3 separate regions of the Homo sapiens genome follow, and all the other regions are linked to region 1. The links are chromatin loops, found by intact Hi-C in ENCODE. Cell type or tissue: dorsolateral prefrontal cortex. All regions are shown on one strand.

Region 1 (4,000 bases):
ACTAGAGTATTCATGTGTAAAAATTTTTTACATATATCTTATATTTATTCAGTGGCTATTATGAAATATAGTATGCCAAATGTTTCATATAAACCATCCATTACATTGAGAAAACAGTGTCGTGAGATACGTAACATTTTTAGAATTTACAAACAAGGAAATTGAGAATAAAAACGGTCTAGGAAATGTCATCAAAATCACATGATTAATAGGTATTACCAGTATATATGATGATTTCTTACTCTTTGTTATTGTTGTTGTTGTTGTTTGTTGTTTTTTTGAGATGGAGTTTCACTCTTGTTGCCCAGGCTGGAGTGCAATGGTGTGATCTCGGCTCACTGCAGATGAACTTTATCAATGGACAGAATGCACAGAAGGAAAAATAAATTAATGAAAAGGGTCAGAAATATGTATTATAATTAGGAGGAAAAAGGACAAAATTCATTCTTGAAAGGTGTATTCCAATAATATTAAGTTTAAAAATCACCTGCAAAATTTTTTAAATTAGGATTTAACAACAGTAATTAAAACGTATTCGGGAATTTGAAAGAATGATTTTCAAAAGGAATTGTGAGGGTCTCATATCTGGAGTGGTTGTAAATAAACCACAGTTATTTTTTTCCATCACTATGAAACACATTATCCATTTGCCTTGACAGAATATACTAAAAAAAATTCAAAGACAAAATATGAAAAAGGAAGGGCATTAAATACCAATGGCAAATAGAACATAATTTTCATATGATTATATGAATTGGCTTTAGAATTATTTGAAAAACATGCAATCAATAGCACTTTTAAGAAGCTGAAAAAGGGAATTTAGAAATTCCTTTTGTTGTTCAAAGGCTGAAGCTCCAGATGTTTGAACTGCAGCCAGTAAGCCCCACCAAACACAAGCTCTCCCTTTCTTTTGCCTGATGTGCTGGTTTCAAACAGACAACTTGTATCACTAAATCATGAGTATGGTGAAATGTTGGCATCTCTATTTTGTTATTGCTGAAGTCCAAGTGAAAAAGCGAATTTTCTTAGCTGTAGATATTTTTTGCATGCATTAATTTTAGGGAAAAAATAAAGTCTAGCTGGTAAAGAGGAAGAAATGGAAAAGGGGCTTACAGAAGGGCTTTGTCATTTATAAAATAATAAAGTAAAATGATAAACTGTGAATACTGTAAACTAATATGTTTTTTAAAATGGGGGAGGGAAATAGACCATGTGCTCCAAGTACACTGAGGTTCAGATCTTAAAGGATTCACAGTATACCTTGTATTCATTTTCTCACTCAAGATTCCAAGTAGTTTTAGAAATTGCTCATGCCTTTGCATAAAAACATTCAAAGTAATTTAAGAAATTGCAGTATTAAATAGTGAAAAATATATGTTGCAGCCTATTTTTTATAAACTTCAGTAAATCATTTCTTTCTTCCATTCTTAGCTGTGTTGGGCTGACTCTGAATATTAAATCTACTTATGAATAGGATGACTGGTGATGTCACTTTAGCTCTTGAGAACAGGGTTAGGTAACTTGGGCTCCCTCTGGTGTCGGCCTCGTTCCTTTTTCAGTAGCTAAAAGAAATAGAAAAAAATGATCATCATTTTAAAAAACCAACTTCTGTAATATAAACTATCATAAAATAGTAAGAATAACTTACATTTTTATACTACCTCTCATAAAAAGTGAGCATGACTTCAAGTTAATTTGAAACAAGGAAATGTATATTCTTATGATGAATGTTTAATATCCAGAGACTGTTTTTTCTTGGAAATAAGAACATAAGATAAAAGAAATGTAGAAATGTCCTTTAGTAATTTTGCCATAAAGGTATGTAAACTCCACAGAAACATGTTGCTTATTGCTAAAAAAAAACAAAAACAAAATACAAAACAAAAACTTAACTGCTTATACTGATATTTAATATTAAGATGAGCTAATTGGCATCACTATTAACTATATTTAATCAAAATGCTAGTACAAAAACCACACCATGTTTAACCATGAATACTTGTACCTTACAAATAAACAAAACTTTCATTTAAGTGTAGAGATAATTTTAATAAATGCTAGATAAAATCACTAGTTTTACAAGGTTTATAAACCTTATTAAAGGCTGTTATGTGATTTAGAAAAGCAAAAAAAAAAAAGAGGTAACAGTTTAAAACTACAAGGAAAACACTCTATTTTTGGATACTTTACCTTGTTTATTTCACTAAACTCTATGGTTTGAATGTGTGTTAGAATTTACAAACAAGGAGGCCGGGCGCAGTGGTTCAAGCCTGTAATCCCAGAACTTTGGCAGGCTGAGGCAGGCAGATCACGAGGTCAGGAGTTCAAGACCAGCCTGACTAATATGGTGAAACCCCGTCTCTACTGAAAATACAAAAATTAGCTGGGTGTGGTGGCGCACGCCTGTAGTCCCAGCTACTGGGAGGCGGAGGTTGCAGTGAGCCAAGATCGCGCCACTGCACTCCAACCTGGGAGACAGAGTGGGACTCCGTCTCAAAAAAAAAAAAGGAATTTACAACACAGAAATGTGTTTAAATTTAAATTTACATGACTTTGTTATATTTATGCTATGGAATTAGTTCTGAACATTTCAACAGCAATTTGTATTCTAAGACTTAGGCATGGAAATACATTTTACTAAATATTTATTTTTATTATTTTTCATAGTGCCACGTCGTAGGATATAAAGTTTCATTACTTTCATTGCTTCTATAAGCCATATGACTATGCATGTAATATTCAATAAATGTTTATTATTTATATTTAAAAGGTATACATTATTAGAAGTTTCTGCTTTGTGTATACTTATATAATTACTTATATATGAATATACGCACCCATATAAATATAAATTAAATATAGCTATATGCTTATTTAAATGACATGTTTATATAAATTAGTTACATTTATACAAATTATGTATATTTATACAGATATATACATTATAAATATTTGTATAAATGATATATGAGATAAATAAAATAATACTGGCCACTGAAATTTACCTATATGTGATTATCATCCATGTAGTGTTATTTTTAAAGTAAATAAAATTAGATAAAATATTTTACAGAACAAAATTTAATTATTTAAATACAAAGTATAATTGTCTATAACTAATATAATTATCTTTTGAGAATCAGGCCATCATTAGCACACATATACTCCAACTTGAAAGTAGAAAGTAAATTTATAGAATACTAAAAAGAAAACACAGAAAAGATAATGATTAGAACATGACAAAGTACATGATGAAGAAATAAGTAAATAATTTGGGAATATTTTACCGAGAGACAAGACATGCTAGCATAGGGGTAGTTTCATAATGGTATTTATTTATTTATTTATTTATTTATTTATTTATTCATTCATCAGTTTAAAAATATGTATTGAGCACCTATTATGCAATACACATATTTTCTGTTGCTACATGATTTTATAATGTTATCTACTTCATTACATGCTGATAGAAAGGAAGCATGAAACATTCATTTTATTTCTCAAGAAAGAAAACAAACAAAAAGCAGAAATATATTTTAAAAACTAAAATATACTTGTTAGTATAGGTATGTAAGCAGTGCTTTAGTTCTGCCTGGTGTAGTTAAATCTGGAAAGCTTAATCAGGCAGGAACTGTTACTGGGTTAAAACAGACATGGGAACAATTTCAGGATTTGGCAAGAATGAGAAGGTCACAGTTGGCAACTATGACACAGAACCAGCATCGGCGAGTTGAGTACCAAGTGTGCATTCTACCGAAAGTTAAGAAAGGGGATGTTAGATCATTAAGAACTGCAGGCTTCATAATAGCCTTGAGCTAAAATACAGCTGTAGGCTACTTGTGGAGATTTTAGTAATAAGGAAGAATCGTTTTTTTTCTTTGTTTCACAGATACTAATTTCCTAAACATGGAGTTAGAGTTTAGGGGCTAGAAATCAGCCTCAAGGACAGAGTGGAGTAGTGCACAGCCTTTTGAGTGAAAAAAAAAAAAATGGTATTCAG
Region 2 (4,000 bases), 69 kb before region 1:
ATAAATAATTTGATTACTTCATAAAAAATGTTTTTTTCTGGAGCATTTCTCTTCTACCAGCATAAAATTTGCAATATATCCTCACTCTCCTACTTCTATTTAAAACTTTCAGACTCTGAGAAATTCTGATAACTCCATAATAACCTTGAGAGGAAAGCTCAAATGGTCTTTCATGTCTTAGGATCCTGAAGATGTATCACCTTTTTAATAGAATCTCTTGGTTGTTTTGCATAATTCATGGCTCACATAAGACTTTAACAAGGAGAAATGCATACTTTATATGATGTTTTGCTGGCATTCTGCATATTGATTGTCTATTATATTTTATGTCTTGATTGCAATATTTTTCTGAAATAATTCACTTTTAACTGGTAAGACTATAATACTAAGAGTGACTTGAAAATATATATACTAGTAGTTTTTGATATTTGCGTACTCTAATCCTTTGTCATTTCATATTTCAAAGCTGAGGCAATTCTAGATGCTATATGATTTATAAGACATTAAGAAAGACCCCTTTTGGATAGAGCTTCATGATCATCTGTCAGTGATACTAGAACACCAATGCTTTAACCAAATCTTGCATCAGACCCTCCCCAGAAAAGCACTGAGGCCTGTCAGGGGGTCTTGGGGATGTTAGTGGGAGGGAGAGCATCAGGAAGAATAGCTAATTGATGCTGGGCTTAATACCTAGGTGATGGGTTGATCTGTGCAGCAAACTCCCATGGTACACGTTTACCTATGCAATAAACCTGCGCATCTGGCCCATGTTCCTGGAACTTAAAATAAATGTTGAAGGAAAAAAATCATTTAAGAGCAAAGCCTTAATAATGTTTATTATAAACTATTGTTATTTCCCCCCAAATTGCAATTATAGTACAATGCAGATGAATATTCATGCAATAAGTTTCAAGATAAAGAAATAATATTTTCATTGATATTTTAAGCATACCTCACTCTTCATTTTCACTTTAGAGGGGAAAAAAACAAAGCAATCAACCTATAAACATAAGTAGAATGATTTTCAAAGTACTTGATTCTTTAAAAATGAACTTTAGGCCGGGTGCGGTGGCTTACACCTGTAATCCCAGCACTTCGGTAGGCCGAGGCGGGCGGATCACGAGGTCAGGAGATCGAGACCATCCCGGCTAACACGGTGAAACCCCGTCTCTACTAAAAATACAAAAAACTAGCCGGGCGTGGTGGCGGGCGCCTGTAGCCCCAGCGACTCGGGAAGCTGAGGCAGGAGAATGGTGTGAACCCGGGAGGCGGAGCTTGCAGTGAGCCGAGATAGCGCCACTGCACTCCAGCCTGGGCGACTGAGGGAGACTCCGTCTCAAATTAAAAAAAAAAAAAAAGAAGTTTAAGTTTTTTTATAATCCTACTTTTACTAGTTGAATAATCTAAGCCCCTTTGTATGTGGTTGAAATGGCTATTTCTTATTAGTCATTTTTTTTTTCCACTAATAAACAATGTGTACAAATAGTGTGAAATTCATAGTCGTCTTTCCTACTCTAACCTTCATTTCCCGGTGCAAATATGTTTGCTTTGGAGTTTTCTGAAATTTGATTCAGAATGAATTTATCTTGAATGACAGAAAATAGGGATATGTTAAATAAAGGCTAATCACAAGGAGACTCAAAAATAGAAAATATATTTATAAAAGATGTATGTAATTCAACCTTTCCTGAAAATATATCTAAGCACATTTCTAGGTCACACAATAAATAGAATTGAATCCTTCCAAATGACCACTTAATTTTTCCCTTACTCTTCAAGAATAATACTGTGATTGCTTCACCCTTTGAAGGTAAACTCGATGATAAACATAAAAGATTCAGGAATCTGAGCAAGTAGGCAGCATAAAAAAATCAGTAAAAATGGTTATTCTTCATTTTTATGCAGCTGTTTGATTTTTTTCTTTTGTTCAAATGATGGTATTGTAAAGTAGATAGAGCCTGAGATGACATGATTGTACGAATATGTGTGAGAAGTAAACAGATATTCAGCTCTGAAGACAATGCTGCCTTTCTTACCCATTTTGGCATGTAAAAGAGAACATTTTGACCTAGTACAGTCTGCAATATGACAATGAAAATGAAAGTAATACTTGAGTTAACATGCTAAGGCACAACTCCAGGACACATCGTTTTCAAAGTCACTCTTTTTAAATTTAATATAAAGAATAAACACATTCATAGTACTGGGAAAACTTGTTATTATATCAAAAAATAAAATCTCTACTTTATTTGTCTAATGTGATTTGTCCAGATAGATTTATAGATCATTGCATAAAAATTCACCAAGCTCCTTTGGGAAATACAAATGAAAATTCAACCTGAAAATCTGATATATTTGTTTTAGAGTTGTGGCAAAGCAGTGGTTTTCAACTAAAGGTGATTTTTTTTTTCCCTCCAGGGGACATTTTGCAATGCCTGGAAATATTTTTGTTTTTCACAACTGGGAAGGTGTAACTGTCATCTAGTGGGTAGCAGCCTAGGATGCTGGTCAACATCCTAAAATGTACAAAGCCCTCTTATAATTATTCAGCCCAAGATGTCAATCATGCTGAGACTGAGCAGCCCTTTCAGAAATAAGTGTTGTTTTGTGGAATGTGAAGATGTGTCTCTCCTTGAAAACTCTGTTGTCATTGTGCTCAGATGTCTCTATAATCTCTAAGTCAAAATTGTACCTCTATCAAATCTCTATGGATCTGTGTTGAGAAAATAATTATATGGCTCTTTGCTCTGCCACCAGATTATGATTTATGGGTAAGATTAAAAAATTCTGAACTACTGCTGCCAGCCAGATGTTAAAAAAAAAGTTTATTTGTAAAGAGTCCACTGTTGATGATTACTTGGGTAGGATGGGTATAATGTAAGAGGGAGAAGAAAAAAAGTAATCAAAACAGTAAATTTGAGAGGTATATCCTAATATTTTGAAATGAATGACAGTGACAGCAAGCATGCCCAGCAACAGTACCCTGTTAGGAAACACTGTGAAGCTGAAATAAGTCCATAGAGCCAGAATCTAACCTCATAAGCTCTGATGTTCTAAGAAATAAAAAGATTAAAATCCACTGGCTAATATCGATAGGCTGGGGGATGCTGAGGGAAGAAATAGATCATTATTTCTCACTATCAGTATTCTAACCACTGTCAATGGAGCACTTGTGCAAATGATGCCAAAGGACAAGCTCCAAGGTCTGTATGAGGTGTTTTCCCCTTGATGGATAAGAGGAGATAATGAAACAAGTGTCCATGTGTATGTTAGGTATTTTTTACATTATTCTTCTGGGTTTTCTTTTTAAAATAAAGAGAAATTTTACATTAGTGCTTTTAGTTTTCAACATGTTTTAGATCTGTTTTAAAAAATCAAAAAATAATATAAATGGTAATGTTGACCCAATTAGCAGAATGCTTTAAATTAAAGTTGTCTTTCTAAATAATACTATTTACTGTGGAATCAAAAATAATCTATCATTCAGCCTTCTGACTGGGTCTTTATAAAATTAACTCCTTGTAAGTTAGCCTCCTACTACTGATAGGGCATCGAGGAGCAATTCATGCCCAACTCGTGTATGACCTATGCAGTCCCATGGGACTCTGTACTCAGTTTAATATTATGCTGACATTGTCTTGAAATTATTAATGATATTTGAAGAAAGAGCCCTGCATTTTTATTTTCCACTAGGCCCTATACATTTATATAGCCAGTCCTATGGGAAATATTTGGGAGAAAGGACAGTGAAGAGCTGTCTTTGCTCTCATGAACACATCCTGGTAGAAAAGTAACCATAAGGAAGGGTCTGAGTCCTGGTCCTAGCAGATGGGGGCCACTGTAGTCAACGTGACATCCATCCCATTAAACAAGATTCTTTACATGAAGCCATTAAAAAAATGAAACCAAGTCCTTTGCAGCAACATGGTTGGAGCTGGAGGCTGTTATTCTAAGTGAAATAACTCAGAAACAGAAAATCAAATATCACATATTCTCACTT
Region 3 (4,000 bases), 90 kb before region 1:
ATGTATTTATGCATCTATCAATCTATCATCTATCATCTCTCTAGTCTTCATTGCAAAGTGCATGATAATATTTCCCACCCACTTGTATCTTCCACTGCTTTTATTTACTATTGATTTAAATAAACTCTTGCATTAGTGATTAAAACTTTGTATGTCATAAATGTGTCTCTTTTTTTCTCAATTTTTAGTTACCTTTTAATTTTGCTTATTGATTATTATTTAACGCTCAAAGTTAAAATATTTGTTTGGCTAAATCAGTCAACCTTTTCCTTTATAGTTTTTGTGTTTGGTGGTAAAGATGAATTTTAAAGCAAAAGTTTTTCTTTTCGATAAACTTTCATTAAGCACTTACCGTAGCTTAGGAACACAGAGAATCAATTAAGTGCTTGTCCGGCATGCAATTTCAACCAAGTTGTGGAGATAGAAATGCAAATGTACATTCACACAACATTAAGAAATATTTTATCAACAGCAATCTACCAATAAATGCAAATTGATATGGTGCAAATTGAGAACATATGTGCTGAGAATAAAGGAATGTGTAATTGAATGGAACTTCTCAAGGGAGGGAAATTAGAGATAATAAAAATCCAAGGCTTTCAGAATTTTTATGACATCTTTTTGTCAGTGATTCTTCTATGCATCTATGAATTATTCTACTTTGCATATATTTGAAGAAGCTGGATCTTGCTATATACATTTTACATATTTCTTCTAGGACAAGAGGAGTTGAAGTTGATATGTTATAAATGCTTAAGCATAAATGCAATTTTCAGCATTATTTTTCTGGGAAATTGAAAGTGAGACAGGAATGGTTAGGAAATAAGAATTAATTATTTTCTTTACTAGCCATGAATGCACTCTACACCTTCAAATCCAGCTATGCCTTACCACCCTGTTGTCACCTAGTACTTTTGAAGTTTCATTTCAGAAGTAAAGGTATAATAAGAGAGAAAATTATGGAAGTGGTGATAGTATTGTGAGGTTATCAAAGGAATAACAACCACAAAATAAGGAAATAGAACTGCTCATTTTCACTTTCAAATATATACCTAATAATCTAGTTATTATTGGAAGTTTGATGCTCATTTTGAGTACGAATTTAAAAACCTCAGTTTTGGAGAAATATGTTAGTGAAATTTTCTCAATACTTCGTAGTTAAAACTTGATTTTGTTCTAATGCCTTAAAATGACTTCCTGGGAGCTGTTTCTGCTCTCTCTCTCTCTCTCTCTCTCTGCAGTTGTCCTCAACACTCATCACTGATATAAAATGAAAAAAGGAAGAAGTGATGACATTGTAACCATGGTTTTCCCTATAGTTCCTGTGTCTGCTGTGCATTTTACCTTCTAATTTTCCTAGAGTTGGATTTTAAATGATCCAGTTCTAAAGCACAATTTTCACTAGTACTTGAAATATCTCTCTTGAATACTTAACTTCCATATTACTCTGATGAGCAAGACAGGCCATGTTAGGGAAAACCCTCAAGTGAATTCATGTTCCTTTCTTAAACCAAAAAAATTCAAATCACGTTTCCCTTCCTTGGGAGTGAATCTACTCCATACTAAGGTACGTGCAAAGCAGAACTTTTCAAGATAAAAATGTATTCAGAACCCATAAAACTATTTTTTTATATTTATATCTTTTCTTCTTTCTCAAAGTTCATGGTCTACAGTTTTTTTTCTCCTCTTCCCCAAACATACAATGAAAAAGTGAAAAAAGACTTTTGTAACTATGAGGTTGCAAATTCACTGAAGAACCAAGTCATTATTCATTTCAGCATGTCTCTTTCGTGATGACTAATGTATGCAATTCCATCATTACCAATAAACATTGGTCCCATGTTGAATTTTAGTTTTTTATAAGATAGTATGCAACAGTAAAACAATTCTCAGTTAAGGAAACAGAAGACTAACATTCTGAGAAATGAAAATAAATAAATTTTAAGAAAAACCTTCTAATTTTTGAAAGTAATGTTAGTGCAGGATCTGTGTATGAAGTTATAGAATAAACAACACTGGAATTGTTATATAGGGTAGTATACAAATATATAGCCCTTAGGAAAAAAAAATATTCTTGCTCTTGGCTCCTGCTGACTAAACACTATTTGCCATTTTGGTCTTATTTCTGGTAACTAAACTCTTGAAATCAATGGTCCATTTAATTTTAACTCTTTTCTGTTTCTGAAAAACCCTACACCTGCCCACCTACACTGTGTTCTACCTAGCACACTTTTTTGTTTCCCTTTAATTATTTAGTTCCTGCTTAACCTATTAGTTTGGTATTTCAGGATCTTGAGCCTTCGAATCTGGGTCCGTTCCCATTCCCATTGCACCCTCTGGTGGCCATCTCCATATCCATCTTAGTTAATTAAGCCAATTTTGATTAATTCCATACTCTTACACTGGTGGCAGGTTGGTTCAGAAAAAGGCAACTGATGCGATTCTAACCAGTAGAACCAGAAGTAAATTCTACAGGAAGCCGCCTAAGGAAAGTTTTCTTATTCACAAAATAGAGTCACAGGAAACTGTAGTATCTCCTCTATTTTCCAAAATGCACTATTATTATCACTGTTGCTGCTGCTGTTGATGTTGTTTAATTTTGTTTTGTTTGACATAGTTCTGCATCTGCTATTACCATAGTTATAACAGCTTAACATTAAAATTTTTTTAAATGGAAAACAGAGACATGAGAAGAAAGTCTGTTTCTGTTCGCTTTGTGACATCAATGAATCAGCCGGTGTTAGAGGTCAACTTCAGCAGTCATTTTACATTTATTTTGTCCATCCAGAATGTGAATTGCCTTCTATGTTTGCAGACACTTCCGCTTCTTGAAAAACAGCCTGAAACTCGTTATGAAATCTGAAATGCCTTATATTCACTTTCCTACCCCTCCTTGTGTTGGAAGACATTTCCCCATGGATTTCTTGCATTCCTACATAGTCTGAGTACTCTGAGTAAAAGCATTTACGGCCAATCATTGTATATGGAAACATTCCAAAACAGTAAAGTATATTTTTTTGGAGGATTTTTTTTACATCTCAGGATAACAAACATAGAAAATCCTTTCCCTTCTCCCCCAAAGATATTTGCTTATATTCTAGATTAAACCGAATATTCCAGTCTCTCTTTTTCTCTTTGGAGGGGAGGATCGGCAAGACATCAGGGGCCCTACCTAAAATCAGAGTTTCCTAATTTTGAGGATTTTTTTCCTGTGATGTATTCCACTGAATGTACACATAACATCTGGCTCTCATTGTGTTGCCCTGTGTGAACTGATGTACAGAGAACCAACATAAGATAAATGGTCTTTGTTTCTGACTAAGGAGTCATCTGTATTATATTAGCCTGCTAAGGTTATATATTCAACAAAGCAGAACGGATTCAGCATGGCAGCGTGGTCTGTGTTTTCTGTGGCAGACTGACTTGGTAGTTTACAATAGAGTAAAATCACAGATCTTTTACAGTCTTAGTTAGACTTCATACTTAGAACCAGTGTATTGTCACATGACTTTGAATTCAACAATTGGCATCGCTTGCCCTATATTTTCAACTGGAAATATTGATATGAAAAATCAGGTACCATGCTGAAATTATAAACGCATTGGTTGAATTCTCCAGCATCCATCGGTGGTTATGTCTGCAGTGCTGTCTGCCCACACTGTGCCTATGGGCTTTGTCAACCCTGGGGATTCTAGTAAACATAAGTCAGCTCGTGTCATTCCTAAGCTCTTCCCTACCGTAAAAGAATTTGTTATTCTCAGTAACACCTATTGCAGTTTTGTTTATTTCATTGTATAGTTTCTATGTTCCACACTGGAATGCAGTCTACAAAAAGGAAGGGATCGTATATCCCTCTGTCAACACATGATAGACTCTCAAAACTATTTCTGAGGAAATAAATATCAGGAATTTGAAGAAAAACATTATTGACTTTTAACAGTTTTTGAGGAAATTATCTATTGTGAGGAGTGTATAGATACTTTAGCATCTATAAATTAAA

Evidence for each region. Peaks named below come from ENCODE experiments on the same cell type or tissue, not always from the same donor. Only the 100,000 strongest peaks of a DNase experiment are listed, where the experiment ranks them.
Region 2: a loop joins it to region 1, with 13 times the contacts of the local background. A loop is called at or near these places in 6 of 110 quality-filtered maps.
Region 3: a loop joins it to region 1, with 1.0 times the contacts of the local background. A loop is called at or near these places in 3 of 110 quality-filtered maps.

What each region holds. Positions count from the first base shown.
Region 1 is chr21:20,969,990-20,973,989 of GRCh38, forward strand. No RefSeq gene overlaps it. Among named protein-coding and RNA genes, the nearest start is that of NCAM2, 26 kb to the right of the region's middle. In dorsolateral prefrontal cortex, CTCF peaks have their summits at 1,536 (motif pointing left) and 1,745; DNase peaks (open chromatin) are centred at 882 and 1,522; H3K4me3 peaks cover 590 bases; H3K27ac peaks cover 2,826 bases.
Region 2 is chr21:20,900,688-20,904,687 of GRCh38, forward strand. No RefSeq gene overlaps it. Among named protein-coding and RNA genes, the nearest start is that of NCAM2, 96 kb to the right of the region's middle. In dorsolateral prefrontal cortex, no CTCF peak of the experiment used is centred here; no DNase peak of the experiment used is centred here; H3K4me3 peaks cover 852 bases; H3K27ac peaks cover 4,000 bases.
Region 3 is chr21:20,880,335-20,884,334 of GRCh38, forward strand. No RefSeq gene overlaps it. Among named protein-coding and RNA genes, the nearest start is that of LINC00320, 79 kb to the left of the region's middle. In dorsolateral prefrontal cortex, CTCF peaks have their summits at 2,339 (motif pointing left) and 2,538; a DNase peak (open chromatin) is centred at 2,347; H3K27ac peaks cover 638 bases.